Linked DNA regions of Homo sapiens: region 2 is linked to region 1. Evidence: chromatin loops called from intact Hi-C (ENCODE). Cell type or tissue: gastrocnemius medialis. All regions are shown on one strand.

Region 1 (8,000 bases):
GCTATGTGTCATTTTCCTTTATGGCCAAAATGTGGGCTCTCACTTAGATAAGGCTTTCTAGACAAAGTGATGAGTGGGATGAGACTCCCAGAAGTGCCAACTAGAATGAAGTCAAAGGATGAGTAGGAGTTGCCCAGGTGGAAGGAGAGGGAAGGGCAATCCCATGTGTGGGTTTCATGGAGAAGGGAGGGACCCGTACTTATGTACAGGGTGATAGATGGCTGGTGTAGGCAGAAGGGTGAGGACAGGGAGCTGGAGAGAGATGAGTCTGGAGAGACAGACAGGAGACTGGCCGGGCAGGGCCTTTTAGGCCATAGACAAGATTTTATATTTATCCTAAGTCAGAAAAGGTTGAAGGGTCTTAAGTGAAGGAAGTAGCAATGATTAGATTTACATTTCAAAAACCACTGTATCCACTGTGTTGAGGGGGTGAGGGGAAGCCTTCATTGTCATATAGATAAATGGTAACTGAAGGTGTCAACATGGATGCTATTGCTTTAGAACTGCAGCTAGAGCAAGAAGAGGAGCACCCACTATTTAAAGAACTCTAATATTGAAAAGTCAGGAAGAAACAGCGAGCTAGTGAGAGAGTCTGAGGATCAAGTGAGCTGGCAAGAGTCTGTGAGGTACAAAGAAATCCCAGAGAGTTTTGTGTCATGGAACTAAGGGAAGAGACAAGAAGGACAGAGTAATCAGTGGTACTGAATACTGCTGAGAGGTCAAGGGAGATGAGGTCTAGAAAATGGTCACTGGATTTAGCAATATGAGGGTCATCAGAGGCCTTAATGAGTATTACTTGGTTAGTGGAAGAGGGCCTGAAGCCAGACAGATGGAGTTGAAGAGTAAATGGGAGATAAGGACACAGAAATGGTGCTCATTTATTCTCCTCTTCCCAGCCAAAGACTGGGAAGCCAAACTTTCAGAAGTTTGGCTGGAAAGAGGAGAATAAATAATTGTGAGTTCGTTGCAGGGAATAAATGGTGATATGCTTTAAAAAAATTTAATGGAAGATGTGGACATGTTTAGAAGGAAGATATATTAATAATAATAATGATAGTAATTTGTTTTTGAGAGAGGGAAAAAGATAACTCATACTGAAAGATCCTGGGAGGGAGTCCCATCTGGAAGGAGAGAGATACGTGTCTCAAGTATGTACAAGAAGGGTGGACACCTCTACTGTACTTGGGAGGAAGGGAGGATGGACACAGATGTAGGTAGGCTCATGTGTCTGGTGTCAGGACAATTAGAGTTACAGAGAGATAGGTTTCATTTTCTCTGAAGGAGAAGGTGAGGTTATTTGATGAGAGCAAGGGAGGACAAAGAGATGTTAGAGGGTTATGGAAGATGAAGTCTGAAACAGCATTACAGAAAGTGGAAGAGTATGTTGAACAGAGATATTTAGTAGGATTCAGGGAAATGTTGATGGCCCATTTGAAGGTGGCCATCTGAATTCATAGTAGCACAAATTAGCTCTGTTCTGTGACCTTTTTTGTTTTTGCAGGACTGGCAAAAGCCCTTTGCAGAAAGATAGGAGTTCTGGGTTCTCGGTTGTGATAGCTGTAACTTGTCATGTGACCTTAAGCACATCCTTCTCTGGTTCTCAGTTTCTTCAATTTTCCAAATGGTGAGATCAGTTTAGATGATACCTGAAGTCTTGTTCCAGCTCTAAACATTCACGATGTCCTCAATATTCATGGAGAGGCCCTTTAAGCTTATTAAGGTTTTTCTATTGATGCCTTTAGTTTTTATTTTAAAATGAAATAAATTTTTTGATATATTTTTTGGTATATCAAAAGGTATTTTTTGATACCTTTTCATTAAATAATTCTACTCTGGGAACCAACAAGTCCAGATGTTTATGATATTATCCAAGTAGCAAAACAAAACAAAAGCAAAACTCTGAGAAGAAACTAAATATCTTAATTTTAGGTTATAGAATATGAAATAGATCTTTTTAAGATCTATAGGAAAATACATGCTTCATAGTAAAAAAAGAAATTTAGATAATTTATATGGCTATTCTCTATAGACCTATAATATCTGATGTCCACATCTAAATCAAGTGTTGGCAAATTTTATCTGAACAGAGCTAGATAATAAATATTTTAGGATTTTTGGGCCAAATAGTATTTTTTGCAATTACTCAACCATGCCATGCAGTGTGAAAGCAGCCACAGACAATGTTAAGTGAATGAGCACAGCCCAATAAAACTTTATTTACAAAAACAGGCAGTGGGCACTTTCCACAGTTTATTCCACAGTGAATTATATAATGCATTCAACACACAAACAAAACAAGTGAATGCACACTGTTAGACACAAGTGGGACAGCCTCCTGCAGTCACTGTGAGGCCTTGAGCATTCTAGCAGAGGCTAATATTCCACAGCCATTCATTCAGCTTCAGCTTGGAGAACTCTGCAATTAGAAGCTCAGTTATGTGGCTTGGCACCTCACACTTGGAGCAACACTTCCAAAATAGTGAGTGCATGAACAATAAATGGACTGCATGGAGAATCAGGGTCTGTAGTTTTCTGAGATCAAATTGGTGACATAAATCAAAACACTCTCTTTGTATGAATTTATTCACCGCAGGGCTGGAGATGAGTGACTTTGAACAGAGAAGAGAGGGAGGAGAATGAGGTGAAAGGAAGCATGCCAAGAGGCAGGATTAGGCACAGAGGCTGGGGCCTCGGACTCATTTGGGGGAAGATGGAAAAGTTAAAAAGGGCACCCAGCAATGCAAGCGACGCCTAAGAACCAACAGGGTGGGAGGCCCTGTCCGTCTGAGGCACAGAGACAGGAAAAGGCCGAAGGGTCTGCTGCTTGATTCACTCCCCTGGGCAGGCCTGATTTCAAAACCAAAATAAACTTAGGAGAGCCAGAGGGGAGGAAGGAAAGAAACAAACAAACAAGTGGAGCTTCAGCTTATGTTTTCTCCCAACCCACAGTCCAGTCCTGCGCCAAGCTGCCTGCAACTCCAGTTCTCATGTGGCATTGAACCTTCCCCTGAAGGACTGCTGCTCTGTACTTAGTACCATACGGGTAATCATCTCACCTATGATAGCTTTGTTCCCCAGCTAGACTAAAAGCATGCAGGTGGGGCCATCTCATCTGCTTTTGTGTTGAGTACAGATGTATACATTACTGCATACGCTGTAGTGCAGGCTCAGTGTGGATCTGTGCGGGCACATCATTACTTTGAATACCAACAGCTTTTACTCTAGCATGAGTCCTGTGATCAGTAACTTACAGCTCTACCTGGGCAGCAGGTATGATTATTATTTCCTTTTTCAACAGGAAGTCATTGATACATACAGAGGCCAAAGAACTAGAACGAGGTTACCAGCAAGTAGCAAAACCAGAATTCAAACCAGGTCACTCTGACTGGAGGCCCCAGCTCTTAACCTCTCAGAAGTACACTGCCTTTTCTAGAGTGTAGAGTTGGAAGGAACTCCAGAGATCGCTTGATTCAGTCCTTATTTTTAGATGTGGAAATGGAAAATTAAATGGCTTGCCCAAGGTCACAGAGCCACTAGCTGAGAAGCTAACTTGGCCTCCTGATGCTTCCTTCGTGCCCCCACTGCAGACCCACGCCTGCTCCATGAGCATCCAATAACTCTTCCATAAAGATTTATCAAAAATTCGAGGATGGAGCATCAGTCTCGACAGAATTTATTTTCAGGTGCTGCAAGGCAAGACTCTACATGGGCTTGGGATTGTTCCTACACAAAGACAAGCTGGCCAAGTTGAATGATTCAGGAGTTGCTTTAAATCACCAGATACATGAAGCAAGTAGGTGGCGGCATTTTTCTAAACAGGGACAAGTTACACATTTCAACTACGGCATGGAAAAGAGTGTCCTTCCCTAAGCTTAGAGCAAAAACGTTCATGCAAAAGTGAAACCATGGACACTATTAGTGCTCAGACACAAAGCTGACAGAAGCAGAAATGAACATGTTCTTAACAGTGTATGTGTATGCTGCTTTGACGAGAGAGGAACACACCGCCTTAAGACTCCTGGGAGCATACGTTTTGAAGGGTCAGAAAGAATTCAGCTTTGAAAAGTAGAATTAACAGCCACTTTGGTCCAAGTTTTTCACAACAAAGCACTACAAAGTGGGAATTAGCTCTGCTTACCTTTTTTTTTTTTTTTTTTTTTTTAAGGAAAAAAGCTTAACTCCTAAAAGTTATTTCCCATATCAGAGACTAGAAGTTTGTTTGTTTGTTTTTAATATATTGGAAAGCCCTCAGCATTTAAAGGAAGTTCTATTTGTTTAAAGATAGGTACAAAGAAATTCAGTTATAGATTTAAGTGATTTGGTTTATTTCCATTAACAAGTCCTTGTTTTCATCTATACAAATAGATTAATTAAATGTGTGTGTGTGTATGTAAGTTTTAAAAAGCAGCTTTATTGAGATATGATTCCCATATCATACAATTTACCCACAGAAAGTATACAGTTTAATGGTTCATGGTACATTCACAGAGTTGTGTGGTCATCACCATGGTCAATTTTAGAACAGTCTCATCATCTTAAAAAGAAACCCCATACCTTTCAGCTGTCACTCCCTTATCACCTCAACCCTAAGCAACCACTAATCTACTTTCTGTTTCTATAGATTTGCCTATTTCATGTAAATGGAATTATATAATATTGTGGTCTTTTGTGTCTGACAAGCTCTTATCTATATAATAATTTAGGAAAATACAGTTGTCAGGAGAGAAAATGAAGAAATGTTTTTTTCTGGGCACTCGGTGAGTCACACTTTATCTCTAGCTGACCAGTTTGTGTCTTACTAGCCAGGCAGCCCTTGCCGTATCCAGCACTCTGGACTCATGAGCTGTGTGGCAGCCCCAAGACTGTAGACATGACTCTCACCAGGAGGCAAGTAGGCTGGGGTTGCAGGGTGGATTTTGGACTGCAAGAATAAAAGGTAAGGTGGTCTTCAGGAAATGGTACAATTTCCATGCTGGAAAGCAATGTTTGCCTGTAAAGCTCCTGTTTATGAGACAGTAGTCATTTTATTCACTTATTCTTTCTCTGGCTTTCTCTTTATCATCATGTCAATTCCAGCTGCTCATCACTGGAGAAAAAGACACAATCATACTGATGGGCTCTGGGTAGACACATGGCCATGAACTCAGGTGCGCACTAAATGCTCTCAGGCACTCACAGTTCTTCCCCAGGTCACTGACTCTTCCATTCTCCTAGACAACTGTATCAAACTTCTCCTGTCTCCCCAGATCTCCAACAACTTCCCTCCAGTCTTCACTCTCAGCTATGTCCTGTCTTCCTATTTAACTGAGAACACAGAAGCAACTGGAAGATAATTCCCTACAATTCTTAGGACCACATCTACTCTCGGACCAGGATCTATACCTACGTATTCTATTACCACAGATCAGACTTTACATCAAAATCACCCAGACGGTTTGTTAAAACAGGTTGCTGGCCCCAACCCCAGAGTTTCTGAATCAGTAGGCCTGGGAAGGGCCTGAAAATTAGCATTTCTAATAATTCCCAAGTGATGCCGATGCTGCTGGTCTGGGCCCACACCTGGTCCTATCTAAGCTCAATCTCTCTTCTTGGGAATGCGACCCCAAGCCCTCCCACTTAGAGACATGTTGCAGAAATTCTCTCCTTTACCTCTTGCCTCATTACTTGGCCCTTCTTTACTTGGCCATCCTGTCAACTAGCAAACATGTTATTTCCTGAATCTTCAAAAATACATCTCTCGGCCAGGCGCAGTGGCTCACGCCTGTAATCTCAGTACTTTGGGAGGCCGAGGCGGGCAGATCACGAGGGCAAGAGATCGAGACCATTCTGGCCAACATGGTGAAACCCCGTCTACTAAAAATACAAAAATTAGCTGGGCGTGGTGGCACGCACCTGTAATCCCAGCTACTCAAGAGGCTGAGGCAGGAGAATCACTTGAACCCAGGAGATGGAGGTTGCAGTGAGCGGAGATCGTGCCACTGCACTCCAGCCTGACAACAGAGCGCGATTCTGTCTCAAAAAAAAAAAAAAAAAAAAACCAAAAAAAACTCTCTAGATCCCACTATACTCTTCAGCTTCCACTCCATTTCCCTGCTCCCCTTTAGAGCAAAGGAGTTGTCCTTACTCCCTGATTCCAATTTCTTTCCTGCCTTTTTCTCTGAAAGTTTCTCCAATCAGACTTAGTTCTCTCCCCACTCTTCAAAACTGTCTGAGTTAAGCCAACCCATGAGGCTCATATTGCCAAATCCTATGCAATTCTTGGAACTCATTTTATTAGACCTATCAGCAACACTTGATACAGCTAGCTTCTCACTACCTCTTCAAATCTTCCTCCATTTACCCTCCAGGATGAGACACTTTGCTGATTTTTCTCACTGAACAATCCTTTTCAGACTTTTCTGGTTCTTTTCCATCCAGCCTTTACAAGCTACAAGACTTACGCCTGGGATACCTTTTATTCTTCAGTTCTCTATCTGTACTTACTCCCTTGGTGATCTCATTCTGTCTCAATGGCTTTAAATATTATTCATAAGGTTACATTTCCCAAATATGTGTCTCTATAGACCCCAGACCTCTCCTTGAACTCTAGACTTGTATATCTAATTGTCTACTTTAATAAACTTGATATGTCCAAACTAGATTACAGAGCTTCCCCAGGCCTCCCTTAAAAGTCAAACAAACAAACTTGTTCCATCCTCTGTCTTCCTTAATCACTATAAATGATGATTCTAAATAATTCAGAATCAAAACATTCTTTCTACCTCCATCATTACTGTTATCATCTCTCACCTGGATTTTTATAATAACCTGGTCTTTCTGCTTTCATCTTTGTCCCCCAACATTTTATTCTCAACATAGCAGCCAGAGGTAGTCTTTTTAAAACATAAATTATGTCCCATGACTCCACAGGGCAAATTATATGTCAGTTCATTTGATCCCTGGGTGCCAAACCCTGCAATGGTTTTCCTATCACACTTGGGGTAAAAACCAAGTTCCCCACTCCCTCTGATTGTGTCTTCAGCTGTTGTTCCTCACTCACTCCATTCCAGTCTTGCTGAACTCCTTCTGTTCCTCAAACATATCAAGGGTTGCTCTCACCTCAGGACTTTTGAATGTGAGCTCTCTGCAAAGCTTCTCTCCCAGATACTGTCAGAGATCTTATACCAACACCTTCTTTAAGTCTTTGCCCAAATGTTACCTTTCAATAAGATTTTGCCTAATCACCCATTTAAATTACACCTCTCTTCCTAATCACTTTTCCACTTTCTCTCCAGAGAGCTTTTCACCTTTGAATATACTTCTAATATACTGCCTATTTTCCCCTACCCCCTACTAGACGGTAAACACCATGAGGAAGGGATTTTTTTATTTTTTTTTCTATTTTGTTAATTACTCTATCTCTAGAAACTACAATGGTGCTGGGCACACAGCAGATACTCAATACATTTATGTGTAGAATTTGATTCTTGCAAATATTCTTTCATCCAGTTTAGGTGGCTGGCGAAAACTGAACATGTCTTCTAGAGTATCTGGGCCCAGCATTGAAAGACAATAAATATTAGTGTGACATACAGGGGTAAACCATTCCATTTTTGGCTTTAAACATAATAGAAGGGGACATTATTCTTGAGCTTTTTTATGCCTTTCAGTCATTTATGTGCAACATTAAAATATTTTGCTACTTTTGGCATTCTTCCAATCCCACCTTGCCTGCTGGACTGCTTCCAATTTTCTTCTCTCTCCTTTCCTGTTCTTTTTCACCCAACAGCTGCCATGTACCGAATGTGTATGCCAGACTCTTTATACACATTATCTTATTTAATCCTTACAAAACCACTGTGAATTAGGGAGCATTATCTCTGTTTACCAAATGAGGAGACAGTTGCACAGAGAGGTAAAGTGGCTTGCTCAAGATCACATAGTTAACAAGAAGTTGAAGCAGAATGTGTCAGATCCTAAAGTCCACGCTTTTAAAATTATATTATGATGTCACCAATATG
Region 2 (8,000 bases), 64 kb before region 1:
TCTATTCAATTTATAGGGACTTGAGGGTCTGGCCTACAGAAAATGGGAAAAAATGTAATAATATGATGAAAAATTTCTGACACTAACCTTCCCTGGTGGCAAATTTTACTTCCTTAAATATCTTTACTGCACATGGATATAGAGAGCAAAAATGAGCAAGCTAATATATATATATATACATATTTGTATGCATGTTGTACACATTAAAAAAACAATCCATCTGGTCATCCATATTTTCAGAAATTCTTAAGCTACTGTTTGTCAAAATTAGAAAAAATATAATATAAATATGTGAGTCCTCCTTTTCAGAGTTTATATGGTCTTTTTAAAGTGATCATAATTCACAAATTTATATGTGAATTTTTTTTAACAGTGAAATTACGAGAAGACCATGGATACCCATATCCCTGGGGCTTAGAGAGACATGTCTATCCTGACCTGTGCACAGCACACTGAATTTTAAGCTGACTTTCAAACATTTAAAGTGAATTTTAAATTATTTAACATGAGGGTTAAAAATGCTTTAGGTTTTCATAAGCACCCTCTCGAAAGCTACCAGATGTCTTCAGCTAATGTTGGTTAGGATGGTTTCTCTAAAAGTGTAAATTACTCAGTCACTTTTGAAAGTTGCATTTACCCTTCCGGGTTTTCATATTACTATGAGAAAATGCCAATGCCCATGCACATTGTATTTCTACTCCAGGAGAAAACCATGAACAATAGTAACAAAGTAACAATCAACACACGATTCCTTTGTCATAGTAAATGGAAATGCTGTGGCTTGAAATAGCTTACTTTGGCCAGTAAGCAATAAGTCTCCTTTTAAAAATTGTACACTGTGCTAGCTTTTGGGTGTAACATTTGATCTTATTCAGAGAAGAGCTCTGAAAATTCACTGTATGCAAAGGGCTGTGCTAAGCATTGTATTAGGCACATTATATAAACATAGATTCTTCCTTTTCAGAGTTTATATGGCATTATTCATTGCATGGTAAATCAAAAAGGTGTGGACTTCTACCACTTTCGACTGTGCTAGCTACTGGTGCAATTACAGGCACTTATTCTCAGTAGCCATTAAAAGGCAACAACAGATTGAGATCTTGAAAGATCGTATTGCATTTCGAGCTAAACATATCCATGTGTAACTCATTCAAGTACCTTTATCCATAAGGGCTTGAGGTTTTTCATGAGCTAAATATAAAGTTACTGGGGGCAGGGGTTAATTCTGGGCCTAATGAGATTGATTTTATTTCTACAGACATGAAAATTCTTCTCAGCACACATGTTTTTATGGTGTCTGCTTTATTTTCAGATACTCTAAATCCTCAGCAAATTGCATCTCGCAAAGCTTAATTTAAATAAGGTTAAAGTTCTCAAACTATTTTGAAAAGCCTTTAAGATGTGATTTTTCTGCAGAAAATTCCTAAAATTTGGTATTAATTCCCTTGACCCCACAGAAATTAAGAAAAACAGCCAAACTGGGTAGTCATTACTCCCTAGGGAAACAATGCTTGGCTGAGAGATGCTAACAGGGGCTCCACTCCAAGAGGACATTGCCCCTTAAAGTGCAGCCTATTAAAGCTTGCTTACCATGTCCCTTGGGCCAGCAAGAAGGGGTTTTTTTCTAAGCAAGGAAGGCTACACTTGGGGTGAGGTAAGGGATAGGATTGCTTTCATTTTCCAAAGAAAAGCAGCTGAGATGGTTTGGGAAAAGGGCTTCATTCATGGGAGGCAATTACAAGCTCATAATTACTGTCTGTAATTACATTCGTAATAATGATATTCAGTTGCTTAACTGGCAGGTTTATTGGTTGGGGCACTGCTGGGAAACCTGGAGACTGAGAAGTCCCGGTTGGGTCATGAGAAAACTCAACAGGAATTTATTTAAGGAGGATTCTTGATTCTGATCCTCGCAAGAACAGAGGGGCAACATGCAATTCCTATGCCATTCCCAAGGAAGGATGAGACTCCCATGACACTGGGGTCCTTGAATTCTACCTACTGGATATACTGTTGTTGGTGAGAACTGCAAGTTACCTCCACATACCTGTGGTTGGCAATAATGGTCTTCAGTAATTTCCTATGTCTAATGCCCATATCCTTTTGTTCCTTCAAAGCTCACACAAATGGGATATTTCTTTTTAGGGAGATTAACATCCCAAAAGGTTAAGTCAGTGATTCTCAAAGTTTGATGTGTATCAGTATCACCTGAGGCACTATTAAACAACACTGAAGACCAGGCTTTTTGAAATTTGGATAGGGTGTGGGCATGCATAGATCTATCAAGTTCTCCAGGTGATTCTGATACCCAACAGAGTTTGAGATCCACAGGGTTAAGATAAATTTAAGGTAAGAAAATAAATTAGTGACAGATTTTGAATAAGCGTGTAGTTTCTTCAGACTCCAATATTTTACACAACCTCAGAGTAAATTTTCATTATCATTCAAAAAGTCATCCATTGTTTTGAGGTCTACTGAGTGACGCCTTAAAAGTCAGGTGTTAATTAGATATTATCTTGTAGATTGCAGGTATGGATGTAAATAAGTATTTACTCAGATTGCAGGTATGGATGTAAATAAGTATTTACTCAAAAAGCCTGTTGTCACTTGGAAAACAGTGTGGAGATTCCTTAAAGAACTAAAAGTGGGTCTACCGTTTGATCCACCAATCCTACTACTAGGTATCTACCCAGAGGAAAAGAAGTCATTATATGAAAAAGACATTTGCACACACATGTTTATAACAGCACAAATTGCAATTGCAAAAATATGGAACCAGCCCAAATGCCCATCAATCAACTCATGGATAAAGAAAATGTGATATATATGTATACACCATGGAATACTACTCAGACATAAAAAAGAATGAAATAATGACATTCATAGCAACCTGGATGCAAGTGGAGACTATTATTCTAAGTGAAGTAACTCAGGAATGGAAAACCAAACATCATACGTTTTCACTCATGTGTGGGAGCTGGGCTATGAGGATGCAAAGGCATAAGAATGATACATTGGACTTTGGGGACTTCAGAAAGGGTCAGGGTGATGAGGGATAAAAGACTACACATTGGGTACAGTGTACACTGCTCAGGTGGTGGGTGCACCAAAATCTCAGAAATCACCACTGAAGAACTTATTCATGAAACCAAACACCACATGTTCCCCAAAAACCTATTGAAATAAATAAAAAATTAAAAATAAAAGCCTGTTGTTCTGAGCATTATCTGGGACACAATGCACACAGTAGTAGAAGTAATATTTTTTTTTAAAAAACGAGCATTCTAGAAACGATCATATCTTGTTATTCATATAAATTATGAACCGTTTACTCTTTAATGAATCCCAGCTAACATCTGGCTTTCAATACTTCACATTCTAGACATCAACACAATTAATCAATTTAATTAGTTATGGTGAATTAAAAATAAGTAGAACAAAATAAAATAATAACTAGATAGGGACATGTGAACTGCATTGGCTTGTGTGTCTCAAGGGAGTTTAGGCTTGAATGATTAGGTTTGCATTCGATGACCATCATTCTGATGGCTTTGATTGACACAACACTGATCCAAAGTGTTCTTTTGCAAAAGAGAAACAAACATAAATCGCATTAACATAACTACTTACATCCTATCTCTGGATATTTCATTAAAGATGATAGAAAATAAATCTGTCCATCAAAGAAGGGAGAATTAGATTAAAATATTCAAGTATTTCAGGACACAAGAGCGAGCTGATACCTTAGAAAAGAGCTAAAGCAAAGGAAATAGGATTATGACAAAGTGGTCAGAAGGGGTAAGCTGCGTAGGCTGGGATTTCATGGCACTCATTGCAAGAGTTTAGCTTGCATTAAAAGGCCATTAATATTAGGTACTGAGACTGACTGCAAACCATATTCTGCATTAGGGGTGTGTGTATAAAACGTGCTTTGTAAACCCAGAGAGTGTGTAGAATTATCATTGTGTAGCATCAGACTATTAGGTATGAAGCCTCAAATTTCCATTTTAATTTTTTTACTTCAACCCATAAGGTTTAGCCTTGCTGAATTCTCAGACTATGTACGCCTCAACTGATTTTTTTTTAGAATCGTGCAGGACAGGAGAATAATGTTTGGTTGAGCATTTACTATGAGCCAGGAACTGAGCTAGACACTTTATCTTCACAAACATCCAGGGAATATATACTGCTTAACTGACAAGGAACCTAAAATTAAGAGAAGCACTTCACCTGCTCCTCTTTGCCTTTTGTGCTATTAACCGATATGTTCTCCTTATCGCCCTTAGTTTGATGAGTAGTAATTGACCTATTAATAGCTATTGTTTTATTTGTGCTTTGAAAGTTCTTTAGAAATTGTACTTACTACCTCATTTAATTTTCCTGTTACTCATTTATATTCATAACAAGTCTCCTTGCTTTTGCTCTCAGCCACTTATAATCTATTTTCCACAGAGCAGCCAGAGTGAGCATTTAAAAGTATAAATAAGAGTGTATTTCTCTGGTTCTTAAAATAATCTGATGACTTCCCACCAATATTAGAATAAAATCTTCAGGCCTTACAGTGGCCTCAAGGCCCCACTGAGCCTCCCTCTGGCTGAGCTCCTCACCCATGGCTCTGCCCCCTTCTCTCTATCCTCCAGCCACATGGGCTGCCTCTAACATAGGAAGCCCATTCCCACAGCAGCATCTTGCAGAAGCTCTTTCCTATGCTGCAGTGCCCCTGTCCAAATCCTTATATCACCAGCTCCCTGTCATTGAGGTTTGAGGGAGGCCTTTCCTGACCAGCTCTCCAACCATTTTCTCTCTATCATCTTACTTTAGGTTCTTCATCATACTTGTCACCAATGGGAACTGTTTTGTCTGTCCTCACTGGAAATGTAAGCATGACAGAAATAGGGATGAGCACTGTTGTGGTCATTACTGTGTCTCTAGCACTTGCAAAAGAGCCTTATGAATAACAGGTGCTTGGCAAAATTTGTATGGGGGTGGGGAATGTGGACAGAATTATCATCCCTGTTTTACATGTGTGGAAACTGAATTTAGAAAGTGATGTGGATGTACATGATGGAACTGGACTCAAACCCAGGTCTTCTGACTCTAAAACCTGACCTGACCTTCTATAGTTCAGTTAAAGTTGCTTCTGGTTGCCAAGGACTGTAAACTTTGACCTAGTCCAGAAGCCATTTGAAGGAATGGCTCATCCCTTATATTTCTTGGTAGCCTCGTGAGAGGTGGTCATTAGAGAGGCCAAAAAAATAAAAATAAAAATAAAAAAAGTTGCTTCTGGAACTTTAGAGATGTGGGTTTTCTGTAAAATGGGAATATACTATTGTTTTGATGACCAAATAGGTTTATATATAAAAAGGTCTTAGAACAGTGTCCTGCACATTGTAAGCATGCACTAATTGTAAGTTCTTCACTTATGCATCCACATGACCTCTCTTCCCTTGCCTTACTCTCCAAACTCTTCTCCTCTAAACATGATTTTTAAAGAGCATTCCCCCCACCCCAAAAAAAAGAATTTCATAAATGACTCCATACCACTATATTAATGGCTAAGAACCTGGGATGAGTCACCTCACAGCAGAAGTTGTGTTTTAAAGAGGATGCCTGGAAAGCATTGGGCCATGGCCCAAGGAATGTATCTCTAAAATTGGATTCCTAGATTCTGTGCAAGGCAAATGGGAGAAGAATTTTGGTGAAGTGAGCATTTCCTGTTAGGTTTGCCTGACCATCATTTTATCTGGCTTGATTAGCTTGGTAGCTCAAATAACATAACAATGAAGACACACATTTGATCCTTACTCAACCTTCAAGGTCTAGTTCATCATTTAAGCTTTCTTGAAGCAATCCATCCACCCTCCAAACTTCCATCCCACTTTCCATGTATCTCTCTCCTCCATGTGCTACCTTCTACCTTGTGATATATCCATTTACATACATGTATATAATTTTCTTAACACTCATAGTGGCTAGCACAACATCTGAAGTAATATTTATTGTCCTCTCATAACTTTGCAAAGAGAAAACTATTTCCTAGGCACATAATCCAGTAACTTTGCAAACACAAAACTATTTCCTAGGGACATAATTCATGCCCAGTTTCTTATCCAAAAGCCACTGGTCTGCTAGGAGGACTCATCATTACAAGCAATTCAATATGGACTACCAATAGGATTGTTCTCCCAGAAGTGCTGGTGAAAATGAAACCTATTTTGCTTTTCAGAGGCAGGAAAAGATAGTGGGTAAGAATATGGGCTCTGCTTGCCAAGGTTCAAATTCTGACTCTGCCATATATTAGCTGTGGTTTGGGGCAAATTGCTCTACCTCTTTGAATCTCTCTCCTGAATTATCCATAATATTTGTCTATGTCTCTTCTATAAGGCAAGAACTTACCATGTCCTCCTTGTATCATGTAAATGGTACATGCGCCCTTTTCCCTCTTATTGGACTCTAATCAATGTATCCATCTCTTAATCTCCACAGGTCTAAGCACAATGCTATAACATGATGGGACCTCAATAAATATTATTTGGAAATAATTGAACATAATAAGAACAGATCAAAATACCCCGAAACTGAACAGAGCACATACAGGTTTTTATTCATTTAGGAATTTCTATTTACTGAGCAATAATGTGCTCTATGCAAGGCAGAGTCAGCCATAACTGGTTAGCATCAAAGTTCTGCAACAAAAGGCAGCTCAGCCATCAACAGATACTGTAGCATAGCCTTAGACAAGCTCTGTGAGCAGGGAAGACAGAAAGGGCAGCTAGATGGCTTTATTCTTCCTTGTCCTCAGGCTGTGTAAACCAACCGTGTTTTTACTTTGGCATTTGTATCGGATGCCGGAGCTGGTATCTCAAGGCCATCTTTCTAAGACCTCTGAAACACTGACTTAATCGGTTAGTCCACTAACATCTGGGATGGGGTGAGCTGGTCACCAGAGGGCAGGCTCCTGGCTTGTGTTTCCCAGTGCCTTTGAATCTACCCAGGTGGCTTTGCCTGGCCTGGGAACTTTTAACAGTAGCCTGAAGCTGCAGTGCCTGCTCGCTTCCATTTATGTAGGTCTCTGCAGGAACTCTGCCCCAGCTGATGCCATGAGACTTGTAAATTTGGAATATTCGGACAAGGGAGGAGAGACATCTCCAAAATAGTGAAAAGTTAAATTGTTGGCTGTTTCTAAAGGAAATCTGCTATTACTACATTCAAGAATTGCTATGGAAGCGTTATAGGTTATAGGACCTCACAGTGTTGGTGTGAAAGTACTTCACAATGTTGATGTGAAGAATACATGAGCCAACACATGGACAAGGTCTAGCCTTGTGCAGAAATACAGTAAGTGTTCAAAGTGTCTCCCCCCGCCCCCCCCCCCCCCTTTTTTTTTTAACTACTAGTAATTACAGAGACCAAATCCACAATTCTCAACTGGTGGGAAGGAGCCTGTAGGATCTATTCTCATGCTTCCCCTTTCTCTCAATTTACACGAACATTCTGGACTCTCCCAGCTCAGTTTCAGTCCTATCCACACAGCTTTCCCTTACTATTCCAGTCTGTGGTGAGTTCTTTTTCCTTTAAAATACATTTCTTATTTATTCTAAGCTCATGCAATCATGATCATTTCTGAGCTCTTGTTGGTGTATGTTAGTGTTCCCAAAATGAAGACTTAGATAGCTCTTGAGACTGTGAACAGATCCTACTTTGGTATTCTCAACAATTTAAGCCTGCAAAATGGAGTGAAATATTCTGGTCATTGTTAGACTCATGGAGGCATGGGTCATAGCTGGGGAGGGTGTGTCTTCCTGGCCACTGGCTCCTAAGGGAATTGAGGATAGAGTGGATGAGAAAGGGAGGGAACCATATTCATTATTTTGTACAAGGTAGCTGAAGGGCATAATCATAATAATGTTAGTGATAGCTCAGATTTATGGAGCATTTATTTAAGTCAGGCTACATAGACTAGGCTCCATAAATTAAAATTACTACCAACTGAACACCTA

What was found. A loop is a pair of places that touch in the nucleus more often than their neighbours do. Peaks named below come from ENCODE experiments on the same cell type or tissue, not always from the same donor. Only the 100,000 strongest peaks of a DNase experiment are listed, where the experiment ranks them.
Region 2: a loop joins it to region 1, with 2.9 times the contacts of the local background. A loop is called at or near these places in 5 of 110 quality-filtered maps.

Annotation. Positions count from the first base shown.
Region 1 is chr3:24,255,482-24,263,481 of GRCh38, forward strand. All of the region lies in intron 3 of THRB (thyroid hormone receptor beta), which reads right to left. Among named protein-coding and RNA genes, the nearest start is that of THRB-AS2, 110 kb to the left of the region's middle. In gastrocnemius medialis, no CTCF peak of the experiment used is centred here; a DNase peak (open chromatin) is centred at 4,840; H3K4me3 peaks cover 1,347 bases; H3K27ac peaks cover 7,089 bases.
Region 2 is chr3:24,191,089-24,199,088 of GRCh38, forward strand. The region is part of intron 4 of THRB (thyroid hormone receptor beta); the gene reads right to left. Among named protein-coding and RNA genes, the nearest start is that of THRB-AS2, 44 kb to the left of the region's middle. In gastrocnemius medialis, no CTCF peak of the experiment used is centred here; a DNase peak (open chromatin) is centred at 4,973; H3K4me3 peaks cover 932 bases; H3K27ac peaks cover 7,407 bases.